Regions from separate parts of the Homo sapiens genome. Here region 1 is linked to region 2. Evidence: chromatin loops called from intact Hi-C (ENCODE). Cell type or tissue: Caco-2. All regions are shown on one strand. Links, peaks and the distances in the headings refer to the core of each region. The heading gives the core; the rest is flanking DNA.

Region 1 (10,662 bases), core at 949-8,948, 72 kb after region 2:
ATACCATCACATTGGACTTTGGATTTCAACATATGAGTTTGGGGCACATAAACATTCAGTCAATTGCAGGAGGGTAATTTTTGGATTAGGTAGTGGGCGGTGGTAGGGTGGGGAGTCTCTCAATTAGATCTCTCAACTGAATTGTCTTTTTTTTTTTGGCCCTTGATGAAAAAGTTGTGATTTTTTAAAAAACCTATTTCCTGAAGCATACAGCAAGTGTTATGTACTCTTGACAGTTTACCACATTTTGTTCAGTTACAAATCATTATTAACCTCCGGACAGATGAAGGAGTTGGGGGTACCAGACCCCCAATATCCCCTCTCTCCCCAAAATTTTGTTGTCATTGTTTAGCCTTTAATCCAGTTCCCCACATGGGAGGCCACATGGTCTTCCTCAGTTATTGGGCATCGGTATCCACACGTAATAGAAAAAGTAGTCTACCTGCCATGACCAGTAACTGCCCAATCTCAGTGCTTCACCAAATAGATTAATTTCTCACTCAGGACACAGCCCAGCTTCCATGACTGAATTCTGAGGGTCTCATGGCTACTGCTGCATTCTCCTTTGCCACAGACTCCATTTCGCAGCCTTCCTTGCACTAGGGTGGCCATGTGACCCAGTTCCAGCCAATGAGAGAGGTGAGGCTGCGGGGGCTGCCCAGGAGAATTGTCTTTCCTGATCAGCGGAAAGTACATATTCCGCTGCCCCCTTCTTCCAAGTCCTGCTAGGGATGCTGGTGTCAGCATGCAGTACTTTTTCCCTAGACAATTTCAATAACTCCAAACTGTCTCCTGCATCTGGTTTCTCCTCTCCCACTCTTGTGTCTACATTCCTGCCAATCATCTTATAAAAACACCTGTAAACAAGGCTGGTTTCTCCTACCTGTGGGACACTTTTAGATGCCTATGCTTAAGGATAAGGCATACCATCCATGAGAAGTATGCCCAGTTCTATGGCTGCCTTCTCAGTGTGAGGCAGCAAACAGAGGATGGGAAGCCAACATGTTGAAGAGTAGCCAAGTAGAGGGATGGAAGGAGCCCAGGCCCCTGGAGGCATCACTGAGCTTCTGAACCAGTCCCAGACCCTCTCATTATGTACCTCCAGACTCCTTATTATGGAAGATAATTAAATCTCTTATTATTGTTGTTACTTGCTGAAATAAACCCTTCATGGTCTGGTCCCAACCTGACTCGTCAGCCTCAGTTTCCTCTCTTCATCACAATATATCTTGCCTGCCAGCCACTACAAGCTACTTCAACAGTCTCATGCTTCTTTATCTTTATTCATGCTCCTCTCACTGCCTAGAATGCTCTCCTTCTGCTTCTGTTTCAGGCACATATATATTTATACCCCTGCTTCAAAGTTCTGATGGTTCTTCCTACAAGAAGCCTCCATGGATTTCCTCCAGGCATGTTTAGTCCCCTTGTGGCACTGTGTTTCTACCTGTGTGACAGGCCAGGTACACACTTTACTGTGGCTATTTGTTTACACCCTGGTCTTCTCCATAATTAGAAGCCACTTGAGGTCAGGGGCAGTGTTTTGCTTTTTTCTGAGGGCCCAGCAACCAGCACAGTACACTATAGGTTCTTAGTAAATGTGCCTTGATTGAACAATAGATAAAGCCTTTCTCCTCAGTGATGACACTGCCTCCCCATGCCAGGAGCCCATCACTCTGTGAGCACAGCTCAAGCCCTTCTCTTAGCCTTTCATCCTCCCATGCTCTACTTCCACCTTGTCTAACGAATTCCTAGAATGTTAGAGTTGGAAAAGACTTTAGAGTTTTCCTAAGGTTTATTATCGGAATGGCTAGTGAGTAAAATGAAGGATTCCAGGAATAAATATATTTGGGAAACACTAAATTAAATAAAATTTAAACAAGCCCTTCACCTCAGAACCCATTGTATGCTAACAAGTGGTGGGAATCTCTGATAAAAGGCAAATGGCAGGTAATGTTTCTCAATGCTCCACCCCACCCCCACTGTGGAACTCGTTCCTGTGGAATATGTTGTAAGACACTGATCTGAAACAAGCCCTTTGTTCTACAGGTAAGAATTTACTTTCTTGAATCCCAGAGCCAAGCTGGTAATGGGGCCGCCTGCCCACCAGCTCGGAATCTCCATCCCACTCTGTGGCTCCATCTTGATCTGCTCCACCACTTTCTGGCCACACCACTAATTTAGCACTTTGCATGGTTGGTCATGTATGCACTTATGTCTAGAGCTAAATTATAACTTTCTAAAAGGGAGGGGTCTTTTCAATACTCTTCTAGTCTTCTCACTGTGCATAGTCAGGCATGTGGTCAATGATATACTCTGACTGAAGAATGAACAGTACATGAATGAATGAGGGAGTTAAACATTTACCACATTATTTTGGAAAGTAATCACATCTCTTCAGAGACTAGAACAGATATACCATTAATTTTTGTATCACTAAAGAGGAAAATGTTTTCCATCACCTCACCACAGTATTTCTTATCATCAATTATAAGGAGCATTCTAATTTTAAGGGTGATAAAACAAAAACACATGCGTATCTTACTATTAATGAGTTACAGTAAAGAAATGTACTCAAAGCAAAACTCAGTTCCACAGATCTTCTCATTCCACTGGGAACTCATTTCAAAATTGTCCAAAGCCTCAGAGTGGGAAAAGAGTGGGAAGGAGGAAAGGCTTGGAGTCACAGGGTTAAAGAAGAACAGCTAAGGAAGTTCTGCCAAGGGCCACAGTTGTGAGTGCCTTGAGGTTTTCAAGGGTGGTGGCCATTGCCATTGGGCAGCCTCCAGCTGAAACCCAACAGGCAGGGCACACAAATGACATCAATTAATCTGAGATTGGTAATGACATGTTTGTTTTGGATTGAAGGAATGCTATTGTGGCTTCTATGCAGTGATTGGGTTGCTGTGGATGAAGGGTGGGGAGATGTGTATCCTGGACACAGTCATTCCATGGCCCTTGGGAGCCATCCAAGATGGTTCCAGGGTGTTTTTGGTAATTGGGAGTCTCTGGTAAAAGCATTTTCTCCAGGAACTTCAAAGAAAAGTCGCAAGTGTGCATTTTGATCCTGTGAGGCTAACACTCACCTGTGGATGGCCATGGGGCATTTCCAATGAGCCCTGCCTGGCTTGTTGGAAGGAACTATAATGCTCTAGAGTTGATTCACATCACTTTTTTTTTTTTTTAAAGGAAGTCTTCTTTCTCTGACTATGTAAACACTGGGGCTAAGGGGAAGTCATTTCCCCATTTCCAGAATACAGTCCAAGTTCACGAGTTCGACATTTCAAACCAGACCCATGCCCTTGGTGGTCAGGTTGGTTTTCCTTTGGCCAAACACAACCTTCTGCACTTGAAGAGGGCAGCCTGGGGTGGAAGGACACTTACAGGGCTTATTTAAAAGGGCACCAAAGTCTTCTGGGAGAGAAAATAGCTCTTTCCAGAGAGATTTTCATGATTAAGTGCAAATGAATCTGAAACACATGGATCAAATTTCCCTAAAATTACACACAGTTTTAAAAATTAAAGGGGTAAAGGGAAAGGTATTTCTGGTAACCCCAAAACATATGAAGAGACACACTTAATGCAAACAAAAATAAACCAAACAATGGTGTCTGGAGCCTTCTATTGGTACAGAACCCAGCTGAGCTTTGTCCTTTCTTGGCTAGTAAGGCTGAGGCCCTCCCCACTCATCACCTAACGGGGAGAATCTGCCGCCGGAAGGCCTTCTTCAGCTGAGATGCACTGCAATTTTTAAGAAGGAGGCAGGGCAGCCAGGGAGAAAAGCCCATTTTCTGTCAGTTAAGCCTCTCCATTAGTTACCTTTACCTTTATGAATGCTGTTAAGATTTGGGCTTTAACATACATAACTTGAAATCAGTAATATCCTTCATGCTTGCATGATTTGTTGGCTCCATATGTAACCTCTTGGCCCATTAAATTGGCTCCAACTCAAATCCTGTTGTTTCTTTACTTTCAGCTTTCTTTTTGTTGAAAAAAAGGGGGCATGGAGTAGAGGAAGAAGCAAGCAGAAGAAATGGGGAGAAGCTAGAGAAAGAAGAAAAAAATGGGATTCTTTCTACTGAAATTTCTAAATGTGGAACTCATTGTCTGTACTGGCTTTGAGGCAGAAAAAAAAACCTAAGAGTTTAAATATTTGTTGAAGTCTGGATTTCTCCCTGCACCCGTCCCCCCATTCCCTCTAGTAAAATTAAAGCTGAAGCTAGCAGTTCATGTCTAGCTCTTGAAATGTCACCGGCAACACTGCTATTATTCTGATTTTCTGGGCAACGCCCGTCGGTTCCCTGCTGCAGTTCAATTAAACTAACTCTGCCTCTCTCAGATCTGGCCTGACAGCTGCATTGAATTTGGGTTCATTGGGTGATTTATCGGGCTGGGTGATGTACAGCCACATGATTTAGGAGTGCAAAAAAACTCTGGAATGCACCAAAAAAGCAATATATGCATTATTATTAATAATAATAATAAAGATAAATGTCAGCCCCAAGTGACTCTGGTGGCCCTCGCCACTCCATTTAACATTTTAACGGTGGCATATGGCCCCTGCATGGCACTTGGTTCTGTCTGGTGCCTTCAAGGAGGCTAAGAAAAGGTTATTTGTCAAATGCTGGGTCAGAGTAAAGGGGGGATATTTTCAAAGCTCTGGGTCAGACCAGCCCAGCTGCATTCCTGTCCCTGTCATTGAACAAGCTGAACTTTGTCACATTATTAAGCTGTCAGCAACGCCAGGGCGTTGTTTAGATTTCTGGTGGGAACTCCTCACACATGCTCTGGGGCTCCATGGGGATTTTATCAACACCATTGTAAAACATGCACAAATGAGCTGTGCTGCAATTTCCCTGGGAAGACCAGCTCATTCGGCCTCATCAGGCAGGAATGGAAATACCAGAGCCAGGCTCTTTCTTGTGCCACCCACAGGCAGCCTCCCTGGTGCCCTCTGCAAACACCCACCACACAGCAGGTCCCTTGCTCTTCACGCGACTTCTCCCTGGGTGTTGATGGCTGAGAGCTCTGCCTTGGCCCTAGCCAGATTGGAAGCTGAGCGTCTTGGAGTTCAGATTCATGTGGAGCTGATGTGGCCCAATGAGACTGTGGTTGAAGTCCAACTTTAGCCCCTCAGCTTCTCTGTTTATCCCTCTTTCCCCCCTCAGTTCAGTTTGTCCCTCACCCCTGAGATCCAAATGTTCTCATATTGTTAGTCTTCCAGTCTGGGAGCTGGGAAAGCTTCAGATACAAATTAGAAAAGTTGAATCCTCAAGAATTTTCGGGTGCACCTTCTCCGTAAGGAAGGTCTGCAATCAAAGGAAACTGAAAGCGAAAGCCATGCTTCAAATTTTAGCTATCAACAAGACTCCAGGGAAGGGACTCAAGACTGGGGGCCATCCAGCAGCTTTCAAATCATGCCACTGCTGTCAGTACACACTTTACCTTTGCATGGAACTTCCTGAGTGTGGGGAAAAGGGCATGGGCAAAACATGAGTTCTGATGGTAACAGGGATGCCTGCCATATAGCTCCAGGACCTTCAGGTCTAGCACAGCAGCATTCCCACCATGGACAGCCCGTACCTGAAGGGAAGAAGCAGGCTTCAGGACAGCCTGGGAACACTTGGAATCTGTTCAAACATCAGGCTAGCTCTGAGCACCATGAGGGAAAAACCAACTCTGTCCCCTACTGGCTGTGTGACTTTGGGCCACAAACATCTGTGCAATGGATATATAACAGTAGCATGTGGTTTGTAGGCTGAAATGAAGACCAATCAAGATAATGCGAATAATAATGCTATGTATACTCCTAAACCTAGTAAGCAGTCAATAAATTGTAACTATTGTTAGTCCCATCACAAATCAGCTCATCCAGCTGATCTTCTTTTCTCCAACATCACATACGTGAATATGGCAAGGCAGGAAACAACCCCCTCAGACTGGACCACACAGACAATCACTTTCCAAATAAGGACCTATCCTAATCTTGAGACATCTTGGAGGGATACCAGTCATACAAGCATCCTTAGAAACTACTTTTAGGGTCCCCTTCACCCATTAAAAACTTATTAGCGTTAAGAAAACAAATAGATAGATAGATGGATGAATAAATATATGAAATATATGTGTGAATGAATAGGGTGATAGTATGTGTGAAGTACCTGTATTTATATTCTAAATATAATCTATGCATATATGTGTATACATATGGACATATGCACATAGATGACGAATGGCTGAAATATATAGCATGTATTGCGTGTATCTTAATGTGTATATGTTTATCTGTTTACATGTATGAAAACATTTGTATAAAGAGAAATGTCAGATGAATGGAAAATGGACGGATGGATAGAGAGAGGGAGAGAGACCTATCCCAGATGATTGTTGTCATTTGGAGTGTTACAACTCTGACCCTCTCTTTTCTAAAGAAATCAGAATCCAGGCCTGGGCACTCTTTGGCACCCCTAGCTCTTTCTACTTTGGTGTGCTTCTGCTCCAGGTTCTGGTTCTGGCTCTGCCACCAAACCAGCTGTGTGAATTTGAGAAACTCACTCGACCCTCTGGACACAAAGGAAGGTCCATTAATGACTCGGTCCTTCTCTAACTTACATGATTCTTTTTCAACTTGCAAGATCAAAAACAGACCAAAGGAGTCAGAGCCACCATTCAGAATCCACAGGCCACATGGGCTGAAACAACGTAGGCAGTGACACTTACACAAATGAGCAACCCACACCTAAATAGAAACACATGGCCGCTTCCCCTCCCCATTCCAGTGCACACAAACATGTGGGTGGTCTCCACAGGGAAGTTGAAAGGAACACGTACCTGCTCAAAGGATTTTTTTCCACATAAGAAGAGCCCCACATCTTTCTTCAGACCTCCCACTGCCAACAATTTGGTCCATCACCCTGCAAAGAACTCCTCAGTGAGGGGAAACTTCGCCTAACAAGGCCTCTTGTTACCACCCCTGGGGAGCTGGCTAACAACCTAATTAAATTGGGTCCATCATGACCTTTGGACAGATGCTCTGGGCACATCAGGTAGAAGCCACAAATCTCTCCTGGGACATGCAAAGCATTAAATTTCCCCTCCTTTAGTATATTTGGTGATAGATATTGTTAGTAACTATCACAGATGCTACCATGTTTATTAACAAGCAAAGCCAGTGAAAACCAAATGGTCACCCTTGATACTGAGCCACCAAGATTCTGAGACAAGTCACCAACATGTCATGGCTCTGAATTGGGATTTAGATTGAGGCGACCCCAGCTACACCCTGGTTCTGCCATCAGAACCACTTCCACTCACTGCACCACCTTCTCAATTACAGAATGAGACTTGCTATCATTGCACTGCCCTGCCTCCTCCTCAAAGGGGCTCTGGTGATTAAGAACAGTAAATTCAAATGAAGTTTTTAATAATACCCATTTCCAAGAGGATTAAATAAAACAATATGCATAAAGTCCTTGATACAGAGGCTGGTGTTCAGTAATAACTCATAATCATTTGCTATTATTATCATTGTCAATGTATCTTATCTTCTAGACGTAGTTAGTGCTGGATGCTGAGCTGGACGCCATAAAATATTATTTCACTGGTTCTCACAACTTGAAGGGGGAGATATTATTTTGCATTTTACAGATGAAGAAACTAAGGTGCAAGAGGATGATTTCTTCCAGATCAGGGCTGGGACTCACACCCATGCTCTCTAACCCCAAAGCTGGTGCTTTTTCATTTCTAACTAGATGAAATAATATGTGTGGAAGTACAATCCTGTTGATAACTCTTATTATTACTATTTCACTAAAGATCCTGGCTTCCTAAGATACTCTCTATTAGTTAGGATGTGTGTGGCTGCATGCAACAGAATGCTCAACTGCCAGTGGCCCAGGTGATAAAGGCATTACATTATTTTACATAAAAACAAGAACAGGCTGAGCTCGGTGGCCCACACCTGTAATCTCAGCACTTTGGGAGGCCAAGGTGGGCGGATCACAAGGTCAAGAGATCTAGACCATCCTAGCCAATATGGTGAAACCCCATCTCTACCAAAAATACAAAAATTAGCCAGGTGTGGTGGCACACACCTGTAGTCCTAGCTACTAAGGAGGCTGAGGCAGGAGAATCTCTTGAACTCAGGAGGCAGAGGTTGCAGTGAGCCAAGATCATGCCACTACACTCCAGCCTGGGCAACACAGCGAGATCCCATCTCAAAACAAACAAACAAACAACAAAACAAAACAAACAAACAAAAACAAGAATAGAAGGAGGTGGTTCTAGGATTGGATAAGTAGCTCTATGAATTCAGGTATTTGAGTTAGCATTTCCATGATTCTCTGACCTTCCCCTCATGGCTACAAAATGGCTGTCAAAGGCCTACACATCATGTCTTCACACCACAGCATCCCAAGAAGGAAGGCAGGGGTCAGAAGTGCTTTACCTCAGGCATCTCTGTCTTAGTCCATTTTTGTTGCTATAACAGAATACCTGTGAATGGGTGCTTTACAATGAGTAGAAATTAATTTCTTATAATTCTGTAAACTGGCAAGTCCAAGATCAAGGGGCCAACATCTTGCAGGGCCTTCTTGATGCATTATCTCACAGCGAAAGGCAAGAGGGTGAGAGAGAGAGAAAAAAAGGAGGGGGCTAAACTTGCCTTTTATAACAAACCAAATCTCACCCATGAGGATGGAGACATCATGGCCTAATCACCTTTTACAGGTCCTACCTCTTAATACTGTTATAATGGCAATTAAATTTCAACATGAGTTTTGGAGTCAAACATTCAAGACATGACAATTTCTCTTTTTTTATTATGGACAAAAATCTGTTTTGGAGGCCTCTAGCAGGGCTCTACTTATATCTCACTGGCTGAATTGAGTCACATACTCATCCCTAGGCCAATCACTGGCAAAAGGGAAGAGAGTGCCTCTAATTGAACTTGAACAACCATGAGACAAGAAGAATATTGGAGTTCTTCTTAGCAAGGAGGAAGGGGAAAAGGCTATTGGATAGTCAACAATTCCTCTACATGGCATTCAAGCCCCCACTCCTCTGCCACCTCATAGCCCACTCCCCTCTGCAGCCCCACCCTCCACTGCTCACCAGATGGACCACACTCTGGCCAGCCAGTCTCCTCATCACTTGACCCATGTGTCACACTCAGGCTCCCTTCCATGTCCTCCTTTTGGTATTCCCTCTGTTTATAGTATCTTTCTCTTTATGCCTTTTGCCAATGACAATTCTACTCCACAATAAAGCTCAATCACAACTCGTCTTCCCAGATAAGTGCAGTCCACACTGATACCACTTTTTATAAACTCAGGAACACTCATAGTTTGAAGTAGAGATGGTCTAGCACTGTAGCTAAAAGCATGGACTCTAGAGCCACCCTGCTGGTATTTGAGTCCTGTGTATATTACTACATGTGTGACCTTGAAAAAGTCACTTGGTCTTTCGGGGCCTCTGTTTCCTCATTTGTAAAGCAGAATTAACTATGGCACCCACCTCATAGGATTGTTGTAAGGGCCAAAGGGGTTAATATAAAATAACTTTTGAGTGGTGTCTGACGACTGTCTGTGAATTCTCTTTTTACTGGTAAACTATCCCTTTCCCTATTTAGCTTCCAGGACTAAAAGAGAATATCAAGATTACTCAATTTTTATGGCACTTATACAATTGAGGTCTACAGAGGTTAATTTTTCTGACTTTTCCAATGTCATAAGCATGCAATGACATCCTGTTTGCGGATCATTGAAATATAGACACTTGGTGCTCTTGGGAAAACCTCTGGACCAGGGTGTGTGAAAGCCTGGGACTTCACTACCACCATCAGCAACCCCTGGCAACTTATTAAAAATGATCTTTCATGGTCCTTATTTTAGATCCTCTGAATTAAGTGGTAAGGCTCAAATCTGATATTTGAACAAACTTCTCAGATGATTGGTGAAGCAAAGATCGGTACCCACTGCTGGAGCTGGTGGTGGGGTACCCACTGTTGCCATTTCCTTCAGACATAAGGCTCATGTAGAGAATCCCTAGGACAGGGAGAAGGACATCTCTAAGGACCAAAGCAGACCTCTGTGGAGACATGAAAGTAGGCTTAGACAGGGGGCACAGGGTAAAGGGTTCTCTTGGCAGTAGCTCAGTCACCATCAGAGTTCTTTAGGATTCTAGAGACTGGGCAGTTTGGCCAATGCTATGAATTTCCTTGAAGGATCATGTTGAGGAATGAGACAAGATGGAAATGTGCCACTCTCTCAAGACCCAGCCTATCATTCGACTCAATTTTGGTCATTTTCCCCAGAGCTAATTCTATTTAAAATGTCATTTGGGAAGCCTGGGCAACTTGGATGACAAATGAGATAAGAGATCTTGTTATTAGTCTTCTATTGTGTAATAAATCACCACAAACTTAGCAGCTTCAAACAATACAATTATCTCACAGCTTCAATGGCGAGGACTCTGTGGGAAGTTCAGCTGGATCCTCTGCTCCAAGATCTCATAAGGCTGTGCTCTTGCTAGGGGTGAGGGCTTATCTAAAGGTTTGACCAGGAAAGTATCTGCTTCCAAGCTCACAAGGTTGTTAGCAGCATTCCATTTTTTATAAGTGGTCAGATTGAAGACCTTAGTTCCTTGTTGGCTGTTAGCTGAAAACTG
Region 2 (10,662 bases), core at 1,087-9,086:
GGAGGACCTGTTACCTGGCTGGACCCTCAGGCTGGCTCCAGGCATGCAGCTCAGAGCACTGGATCTCTAGCCAGACCACCTGCGTTCGTCCTGGTTTCACCACGATGATAACCTTAGGCCAGTTATTTTATCTCTCTGTGCCTCCATTTCCACATTTGTAAAAGCTGAAAATATCCCACTTCACAGGCTTCTCAGGAGAAATAAACAAGTTAATAACATATGTAAATCCTTTAGAACAATGCCTGACAATATAGATATGTTATTATTAACATTATTATTATATGAATTTTTTATGTAGTTGAGAAGTCCACTATTTTGCTAGTTCCTCCTTCAATTCCCTTATCCTCCCACCACCACCACCAGAGGAAAACAGATAACAGTATATGGATCTGGCTTCTGTTTTTGTTTTTGCTTTTTTCTTCAGTTCTCCTCTTGTTACTTCCACCATAACTGGCCCTGGGGAAATTCTTCCTGTGTCGGGATGTCTTAAAGGACCGAGAACCTGGTACCTGTCAAGTGCTTCTTGAGAAGTTCCTAGGGAACGTACATCATAAACTCAAGTTAGCACCAAGCTATTATTAAATTGATAGCCACCTGTCTGAGCATGCTTTATTGGTAACTTTACCTCCGTGGGAAGGTGTAGCGCCCACACTGTACCCTCCTACCTTTCCCATTTTATATAACGGAGTCCGTGCTTTCTCAAGACTCAGGGGTGGGTCTGCTTCCAGCACTGAGGAAAAGTGAGAACTGAATAGGGAGTGGGGCTTTTGGTGTAGTTAAGAGGGAGGTAAAATAACTGTAATTTCATAGCAATTACATGCAGCCAACACTGTCAAAAGTTCCAGTTTTCCATTATAAACCTGAGCCCCTGCTGGGAGCAATTTGCAAGGTAGAAAAAAGCACACAATGAGGTTCTAATGTATGAAAGAAGGCATCGCTGCCTCCCCATCTGAATGCCATAGCAAAACAAACCTCAAGGGAGAAAACAGTGTGTTGAGCTTCGAGAACGCATTTGTTTTCTCCCTTTCTTTTGAAAAAAAAAAAAAAAAAACTCAGTAAGCCCCCATTCCTGGATATTGGTCGGATTGTTTACAGCTTTGTACGAGTCTTCAGTACCCTGGCCCACACAGGCCCTTCCTGTCAGTGGAATGCCCTGCCAGGCCACCTGCGGGGGCCATGGTTTCCAGGGCAGCCAACATCAGAGTCTGGAGCAAATGGGTTATTTCTTCCTCTAAGTATTATGTTGGGGGCCAATAAACCACCCTATGGAAATGAATTCTACAGAGACCAATTCCCCAACCTTTTTTGTTTGTTCATAGGTTTGCTTGAAATTAATTCTTTATGAAATTCAGGGATCTGCAGCCCACTCAGAAGTGCAGTAAAGATGGACTTGCTTTTCAGACCTAAAAAAGCCTACTGTTTTGAGGAAGGGAAATGAAATGACAGAAGCACAGAACACCCAATAATAATTCTGTTATTTTTACATATGTTCCTGTCTTATCCCCAAGCCCACCTACAGAAGGCCATAAGCTCCTTGGAGGAATTCAATTTTCAATCCCCTGGCTAATTTTCTCCAGTGTCTTGCACATAACTGATAGTCAATATGTATTTGTTGAGTAAAAGTGTAACAAATGAATGGATTATTGACAGTGAAGGCCAAGTACTAGCCAGAACTAAGTGGTGTATTGATTAAAGCCTTGAGCTTCCTGATTAGCCTCCATATAGGGAGATGGGATCAAAGTCTGAGATATTTATATTCATGACATCCAAGGACTGAGGGGTGGGGGAGGGTAAACTACAGAGGAACATATTTTGGCTAGGTAGCCGAAGGAAAGCATTTCTAATTGTTAGAGCAATCCTCAGAATGAACTGCTTTGAGAGATATTAATACAACTGACTGGTCAGTGGAGATATTCAAGCAGAAACTAGATGATTACTTGGGGGTGTAGATGTTGGCATTCCAATATCATTTGTGTCAGACTAAGTGATGTTGCAGGTCTATTTTTACCCCAAGGGTTCTATGATTTCATAAAGTTATGATTCTGCATAATCATCAAGTTCAATTCAGCAAGTATTTATTGAGCCCTTACATGCTGCCAGGCATTGCCCTGCGTGGACATTAAGGCAAAAACTAATAATATCAGGCTACCGCCCTTTGAAGTTGCTGGGACATGGTTTTAGTAAGGTCTCCTCAGACCTGCATTTGGGTGTTACAATCTTATGTTCCCCTTGCTAATTGCACCTGCCCACTCAGGACACTGGTTCTCTTCTTTCCAGGCTGGAATCGATGGAGAAAGCATCGGCAACTGTCCTTTCTCTCAGCGCCTCTTCATGATCCTCTGGCTGAAAGGAGTCGTGTTCAATGTCACCACTGTGGATCTGAAAAGGTAACGTACGTTGCATAAATGAGGAGTATGTTTAGCTGCATGAACAGAGAACCTTCCATGAAGGAGGGCAAAAGCCTTCCGTGGCTCCCAGCAGCCCCCTGCTCACACGTCATTGTCCAGAACTGTGTCTCAGGATCCAGTCTTAGCTACAAGAGAGTCTGCAAAGGCAAGTATTTCACTTGGTGCCCAGCACTTCACTGACCCGATTAGCAAGTTACGATTAGCAAAGAAGAAGCAAGGAATGGACAATGGCATTGCAACTAAGTTTCTGGTGCACATATGGGCACAGACATCTAAAAACATAGGATTAGTCATTTCAGTAGTACTAAGGCCATCATCCGTGGGACCCTAGCAGGACTTCAGGTGTGAGAGTCTGAGTCTTCAGAGAGTTGTGATCTAGACCCTTTCCCATGCTATGTTCCCAGCTTTAGAAGTCCTCAGTGTGACAGTTCTAGATTACAGGCTTGGACGAAAAGCAACTACTGTTCTGTTTTTAGAGTGCAGTTTAATGACTTACAAACACCAGGAGCCACACTCTTTTCACTCCTACAGAATGTATTCTGTTTCCTGTCTTCTACCTGTTGTTTAAATGTGGAACAGCTCGAGGCTCACCCCATAAGTGTTCATCTTCTGCCTCTACCTTCATCCCTGGTGAGCTTGGCATATTCTCCTTGTTATCTTTATGTGAATTGTTCTACACCCAGAGCCCTGCTATCATCTAGATAGTTTCACTTGGATGTTCTCTTATCATGTATGTCTAACATTGCATACATCAATTTGTATCCTTTTCCTCTGAGTTGAGCTCTTCTTGAACTCCTTTTTTCTTCTATTTTCTTTTCTTTCTTTTTTTTTTTTTTTTTTTGAGACAGAGTCTCACTCTGTTGCTCAGGCTGGAGTGCAGTGGTACGATCTTAGCTCACTGCAACCTCTGCCTCCTGGGTTTAAGCAATTCTCTGCCTCAGCCTCCCGAGTAGCTGGGATTACAGAAACATGCCACCATGACAGGCTAATTTTTGTATTTTTAGTAGAGACGGGGTTTCACCATCTTGGCCAGGCTGGTCTTGAACTCCTGACCTTGTGATCCACCCACCTCGACCTCCCAAAGTGCTGGGATTACAGACGTGAGCCACTGCTCCTGGTCTTTTTCTTCTATTTTCTAGGCACTAAACACTTCCTGCTCCTTTCTATTGCTGCCTTCATTGTTGATCAGTAGCCAAGTCTAGAGCATTCTCCTATTGCACTCTCTCTTCCTCCAAACTCTCTTTTTCATTCTCAAAGCCTACAACTGGTTCAAGTCTCACCACTGCCACCCTGAGAGTCTCATTGTTCTTCAAACTGGTCTTCATCTTTCCAGGTTCACACATTCTCTTTTTCTCTCTCTCTGACCCATCCTTTATGTGATTCTAAGGTTATTATTCCTAAAATAATGCTTTAATCAGGCCACTTTCATGCACAGGAAACCTTTGATGTTTCCCATTGTCCATGGACTTGATGCATCCGAAGCCCCGATTTGTCTTTTCCTTCATTCTTCCCAACACTCTTTCCCAACACTTCTCACCGTGACCTGTCTACTCTGTCAGGCTGGCCTGCCTTCTGCTGTTCTTCTTCCTTTGAGCCTCCATCCCTTGGCAGAACTGCATCCTCTGTCTAAAACAGGCCCTCTCTTCCTTCTTGTCCCTGGCCCCAGGCTCAGCTTCAGCCCATCCCCTCTGTAAGGCCTACTCATACCCATCCCACCACACTCATACAAGCACACCTGTCAACCCAACCTCCCTCCAGACTCACCCAGCACCTGTTGTCTATGTTGCCTTGTGTCGTGATTTAGTGTTTCATCAAGTTCTGAGGTCTGCACCCCTAATGCTTTACAACTGGTAAATGCTTTCTCATTAAAAAAAAATCACATAATGTATAATCCTGTGAAGGAGGTCTTACTTCTCCGTGTTATTTGAGAAATAACTGAGACAGATATATATGAGACTCGCCCAAGATGCCAACTAGAAATTAGAGGGGCTAAACGCCATCTGCTTGGTTCAAATACTATGCTCTTCATAATACCTCAGTTATGAAGTTTGTTTCATCTTTCAAATGAGACCTTCAATCCCTCAAGGACAGACTGGAATCGTGTTTTAAGTTTGTTTGTATCCTCCATAGAAACTAGTTTTTCACAGGTCCTCAAATACTATCTGTCAAATAAATGAACTTGCATCCACTATGCAATTAATGTCTGTGATAACTAAAGAGAGCAGCAGACTTATGAAAAAGCAGCTTCCTTCAGTGCAGAATTGGAGGTGTTTGGATTACCATGTGTGAGAGAGGACTTGTATGTTTGCTGGAGAAGAGAGTGGGAGAGGGAACCACCCCTGCCCGCGTGCTTCAGATGGTTTGGTTCCTCCTTCACATGATCACACCTGGTCCAGCCAACACCCCTTTGACGTAGACCAGGCATGTAGCACCACTCCATTTTTACAGATAAGGAAACTTTCTTACTGCCCCCTCTACCCATGAACACACACATTAATTTCTAAGAAAACTGATTTATTTTCCTGGCACTACACTTTAGTGACTGAATAATCTTGAACTTTTCAGAGCCTCAGTTTCCTCATCTGTACAATGGAGACAGTGTCTTCTTAATCAATAGGATTATTGTGAGAATTTATCGAGGCAGGCCATGTAAAACATTTGCAATTGGTCCTGTACCTGACTCATAGCAAGAACTCGTTGCATGTTGGTTATTCTTAGAATTATCACTGGGTTCATGGAGCTGGCAATCCAGTAAGGAAAAGAAGACCGATCCTCATTACATAATTCATAAATCATACCTGGCAATACGTCATCCAATGCTAATGATATAGTCTCAACTATAAATACTGAAGCAGGGTCAACAAAGACAGAGGGCTGCAACTCTAGCTAAGCGTCGGTGGCCATAGGCAGTACTTCCCAAGGGCGTCTGACTCCAGTGGCCACAATTCTCCAGAATCCCAGGAAAAAACCCACCACCACCACCATCACCACCACCACACATTCCTGTATCTGTAAGCCACAGAGAGGTGACTGAGAGCACACACGTTGCTGCCTTGTGTCAGCTCTAAAAAACAGGAGCAAATAAAGAATGTCCTTTCATTGTCTAAAATGAGGGACATGCACAAAGTAAATAAAGGGACTAAGTAAATTAGATTTTAAAAATACTTTCCGTCTCAGTTGTCTGAGTTCCAAGTGCCTCAGAATGCAGCTGGAGAGTGTGTGTGTTTGGGGAGGGACATGGGAGTAGCACAGTAATTGAAATTCTTCTCTTCCCCTCCCAAACTGATTACGCCAGGAATTTGTTTCATTACAGACTCCTCTACTCCCACTGTTTACTTTTTTTACAGTTTCTGCGTTTAATGTTTTCCACTCCCGACTCCCACAAGAAATGTGGCATTCTCAGAGAGAGCATTTGGGGTGAATCCCAGCACCGTCTTGGAAGTCGCCACCATTTTCCCTCCTCTTCCCTAAACATTTTTAGTGTAACCCTCCCCTTTCCCATTTTCCCCAATCTGCCAAACCTTCTTCCCCCTCATTTTGCTCCATTCTTGCTCTTGCATTCTGACCAGCTGGCGCAGACACAGAAGCACACTCCTGGATATTAACAGGACCTAGCCGTGTCAAACACAAGGCCACTTTCCTTTCCACTGCACTTGGCCTTCCTGCAGGTAGTCAGTGTGCTCCCCAGTGCACGCCAGAAATGCCACTTAGCACTGCTGTGGGCTAAGTGCAGGAAGTTCAATTAATTGTTCAGTTAATTAATTGTTCATTCATTCAATTGGGACTGCGTTCCAGAATTTCACCCACTTCTCCATCATCTAGGCCTTTCTTTCAGGATAATTTAGGACTCTTGGGTCTCCTCTTTCCCAGGGGGGAGAAATGCACTGTTGCTTTGGTTATCTTGGATTTCTTTAAGTGTCTGACCCAGAAACTAACAGGCACACCAAAGAGCTTTCTGTCTTCTTAGGGAGCAAATTTGCTGCCTATTACATATATATGTATGTGTTACCTAAAAGATCCTACTGGGCCCAGCAAAGTTTGCTATAAGAAGAAATAACTTTCATAAATCAAGTGATCTATTTGAATCCCATCACAAAGCAGAAGTTGCATTTACTTAGAAAATAAATTGTTTTTAACTTAAGATAACATTTAAGTAACCCCATAATTTTTAAAAATAGGCACAATTTCTGACTCCTAGGAGATTTTTGATTTATGTATGTTGAACAGAATTTTTAAAATTTAAAGAAAAATAACTTCTTTCTAGTAAATCTAGTAAATGTTCTCAAAATAAGTCTTATTTTGAGAACAGTAGATGCTTGAATTAAGTTAAAATACTGTGAAAGGTAGACTATGGTGGAGCATGAATACTGTAGCAGTGGAGTTGCCTACTGGTTCTCCCCACATTTAACTGAAAGCCGAAAGCCTTCATAACTGGATTGAAGTTTTTACCAATTTGAGACCAACATTTGATTTCTACTTTTGCAGCTAAAATCACTCATTTTTAAATTTAAAATGTATGAGTTTTTATTGCTGTTGTTGTTTTGAGACCGAGTCTCACTCTGTCCCCCAGACTGGAGGGCAGTGGTGCCATCAACGGCTCACAACTGCCTCGAACTCCTGGGCTCAAGCAATCTTCCTGCTTCAGTCTTCCAAGTAGCTGGGACTGCAAGCACATGCCTCCATGCCCAGCAAATTTTTGTTTGTTTTTTTTTTTTGTAAAGATGGGGGTCTTGCTATGTTGCCCAGGCTGGTCTCGAACTCCTGGGCTCAAGTGATCCTCCCACCTCACCCTCCCAAAGTGGTGGGATTACAGGCATGAGCCACTGTAGCTGAATCAAAAATGCATGCTTTATTCATGTAGCCATTAAAAATATGTATCTACTGAGGGCCTCCTATATGCCAGGCATGGTTCTGGGTCCTTTCCCTCATGGAGCTTGAATCGTAAGGCTTTCTCTCAGGTATCTTCTTACTCACCAGTAGGAGGTTCTTGGTTCAGAATCCTTGGTAATAGCCTACCTGGTGTTTGTGGAGCAATAATCTTAGCAATAAGAAGACTTTTGAAAACATCTTCATTTAATAGTTTTGTTTTCAATCTAATAGTTTGTTTATTTTCCTGGCTACCCAAAGACCATATCAGGGGCTGTTTATAACTCAAAAAGAGTATTCTGTTGAGTGTGACAAAAGGCTGACCAATGTTAGACATTAGTTATTAGATATTAAAATATAAGTTACACACAATAGAAGCATCTAACTTGAACAAATGGCCCAAACTCCCAATTTTTTGTATCTGGAGATATTTATTAGGAGAAAAGTATGATCTAATTCATTAATTTTTAAAGTATGGAATTATGTGTAGCGCATTTTTGTTAGGCAGATTGGTGAAAGAGCTTTTAAAAGCAAAACCCCACCTCTCCCCTGGGTAATTAAAGCTTGGATCTGACTTAGATAGTCACCTGGATTCTCTCCATTTTTTCAATTCTTTCATTTTTTCAACTCCTTCATCTTGACTTGTTCCTCTCTCACTGACTCCACTGGACACACTTCCTGGGTCACACCACATTCTTTCAGAACTTTCTCCAACCTCCCCTGCCCTATACTGCATACCATAAATCTGTTTCACCTGACAGGCATGTTGGATAGCACAGGGCATCTAAGTTACAATCAATCTTAGGTTTCCCAGAACAGGAAGCACCCTGCTGTAAGCCAACACCTGAATCTTGCTCTCTCTACAGAAAGCCAGCTGACCTGCACAACCTAGCCCCCGGCACGCACCCGCCCTTCCTGACCTTCAACGGGGACGTGAAGACAGACGTCAATAAGATCGAGGAGTTCCTGGAGGAGACCTTGACCCCTGAAAAGTAAGGATCTGTTTCTTTCTGGGGCTGTTGAATGGGAAGGGTTCATGCTGGATCTATAAAGTCCTGGTGTTAACTTCGGGCAGATGCATTTCCAAAGGAACCTCACCAGTCCAGAGAACAGGACCCTTTCTTCAAAGAGAGAGCCTAGGACCCCCAAAGGGCTGCCAATCTCAAAACCACTCCACAAAATCCACTCAAGAGTAGATATGGCCTATGAACAAGAGCCAGTCACTCCTACCTACACAGAGTGATTTTAGGAGCCCTAGGATACCAGGCCTCCCTCGCCCCAGTATGTTCCTTCTCTCCAGCTCACTTTGCTTGGAAGACGTTGAAGTGAGGACAAAGTTTCCTTCATTTCAGAACCAGAGCCGAAAGCCTGACAGAATGAAAATAAGTCAGGAAAGGGTAACCCAGTGACTTAAAACAACATCCAGGGTCTTAAACCTGACCAAATCTGGTCTGAGTCCACAATTAAACAGATGAAAAAAATCAACTAAAAGCAGCAGCTCCTCTTCTGCAAACAGGTTCAGGGAGAGTATAGACCGTAGAGCTATAAGTTCTTGTTGGGTGACACATTGCTACTGATGGAAAAGAGCAGTAAAAAGAAGACAGATGGCTTCTAAAATTTACCCAAGCTAGACTTGTTCATTAAAGAATACTATTATCAAGGATTAAAACAATCACAATTTTTGAAAAAACTAGAAAAATAATATTACATATAGAGTGAGGCATGAACTTTATCCTGTAGGGTATTATCCTGTAGTGAGTCCTGTGGGATATTCTGAAAGGGATTAAGCACAGGAGGTGGGGAGTCCGTTTTAAGACCTACTTTAGAGGTTGAGGGAAGTCGGTATCCTAGAGGACCATGAAGCTGGAGATAGAGGAATTAATTCTGGGGAGCCATTGGTGACTGTCCAGGCAGGACGAATGAAGGGCTAAGCCAAGACAGGGCAGGAAAATCGGGGGAGAGGAGTAGGAAGGGTTCAGGACATACTGAGTAAGTAAAGTTAGTGAGATTTGACTACTAAAAACCACCATCCTGCATTTATTTTAAAGTTTTATTTATTCATCAACACTTTTATAGCCTTCATTTTGTGTCAGGCACCATTCACAACACTTAGCTAATATGATTCATTTCATCCTTCTAGCATCCTAGGTACTATCATTATCCTCATTTCACAGTCAGGACAGGGAGAGAGTAAGTCACTTACCCAAGGTTGCACATCTAGTGAATTGCTGTTAAAAAATTAAAACTGCCAGTCATGCTCCAAATAAGCCTTAAACAATCATATATTCTTCCTTAAAAATATTCTTTGTCATCCATATTCAGTCAGCTTATTTGCACACTGAGAGTGAAAAAGCCACCTCAAGCCCATTGGAAGCAGCTGAGTATAGACTCTAAATAAGTGCATTAATTAAATCAATAGGACAGCCCCACATACACACACACATCTCTGAAGAGGACACCAGCCAGCCACTTCACTGGAATTGCCCTGAGGGAGCCCAGACTCCATCCCCCTCCCCGGGACTCAACCTCATTGCTAGCACTGATTTGAAATCCCACATGAAAAAAAATGCTGTTTTCAATAACTAGAGTTTAGACTTTGCCTGGGAGACCCATAGAGGAAAGTTCATGACGCAGTTAACATTTTCCCTCTTAGAAGTAACACTGGCACTCAGGAGTGGGGGCTTCCGTCATGATCATTAGGAAGTGGAAAGTGGAAGCAGTGAGGAGCAGAGGGGCCCATTTGGTCTGTTGCCAGGCAGTGGATGGAGGGGTGAGGGGCTGGGGTACAATCCTAGTCTGCTAGTGATGTGCTGTGACCTCTTGAGCCAGTCCCTTCACCTCTTGAACCAGTCTCTTCTCTGCTCTAGGACTCAGTTCCCTTCTCTGTGACAGGATATCTCCCAGAGCCCTTCTTGCTCTCTGATTCTTCACATGCCCTTTAGCCAGGTTCCCTCACCACTACCACACCACCCCCAGTGCAACTGTGCCTTTCCTGGGCTGCTTCTCTAACTCAGGGGTCTCCAATCTGCAACCACGGTGGGACCACAAGGTGGACAGAGATCACTGGAATTGTATGCCCCATGCGTCCTTGAACATTCTTCCAGAGGCGAGTCATCATCTGACTTCGTCATCATTTCATCAGATTCTAAGTTTCCATGATCCAAATAGAGCTGGGCAGGGCTGGATGTGGACCCTCCCTCCACTCCCTCCTCTCCACCTACCTTCCCTGTCCTGAGCTCTGCTCCCGCTGGTCCAGGTCCTTCTCTGGACTGCAGTTGTGTATAGGAGGTTTTATGAAGTGCATTCCTGCCATGTTAGTGACCTAACAATCCACTACTCTCAGGTAGCAGAACGCTTGATGCTGTTAAAATGCATATCTCCAGAAGCC

Evidence for each region. Peaks named below come from ENCODE experiments on the same cell type or tissue, not always from the same donor. Only the 100,000 strongest peaks of a DNase experiment are listed, where the experiment ranks them.
Region 1: a loop joins it to region 2, with 12 times the contacts of the local background. A loop is called at or near these places in 1 of 110 quality-filtered maps.

The regions. Positions count from the first base shown.
Region 1 is chr6:45,874,500-45,885,161 of GRCh38, reverse strand. It overlaps a transcript of CLIC5 not described here. Among named protein-coding and RNA genes, the nearest start is that of CLIC5, 140 kb to the left of the region's middle. RefSeq lists an enhancer at 2,345-5,598. In Caco-2, for the core only: no CTCF peak of the experiment used is centred there; a DNase peak (open chromatin) is centred at 4,741.
Region 2 is chr6:45,946,860-45,957,521 of GRCh38, reverse strand. It overlaps CLIC5 (chloride intracellular channel 5), which reads left to right. Exons shown (of 6, transcript NM_016929.5): 2 at 2,278-2,387; 3 at 8,141-8,266. Among named protein-coding and RNA genes, the nearest start is that of CLIC5, 64 kb to the left of the region's middle. In Caco-2, for the core only: no CTCF peak of the experiment used is centred there; DNase peaks (open chromatin) are centred at 5,451 and 5,811.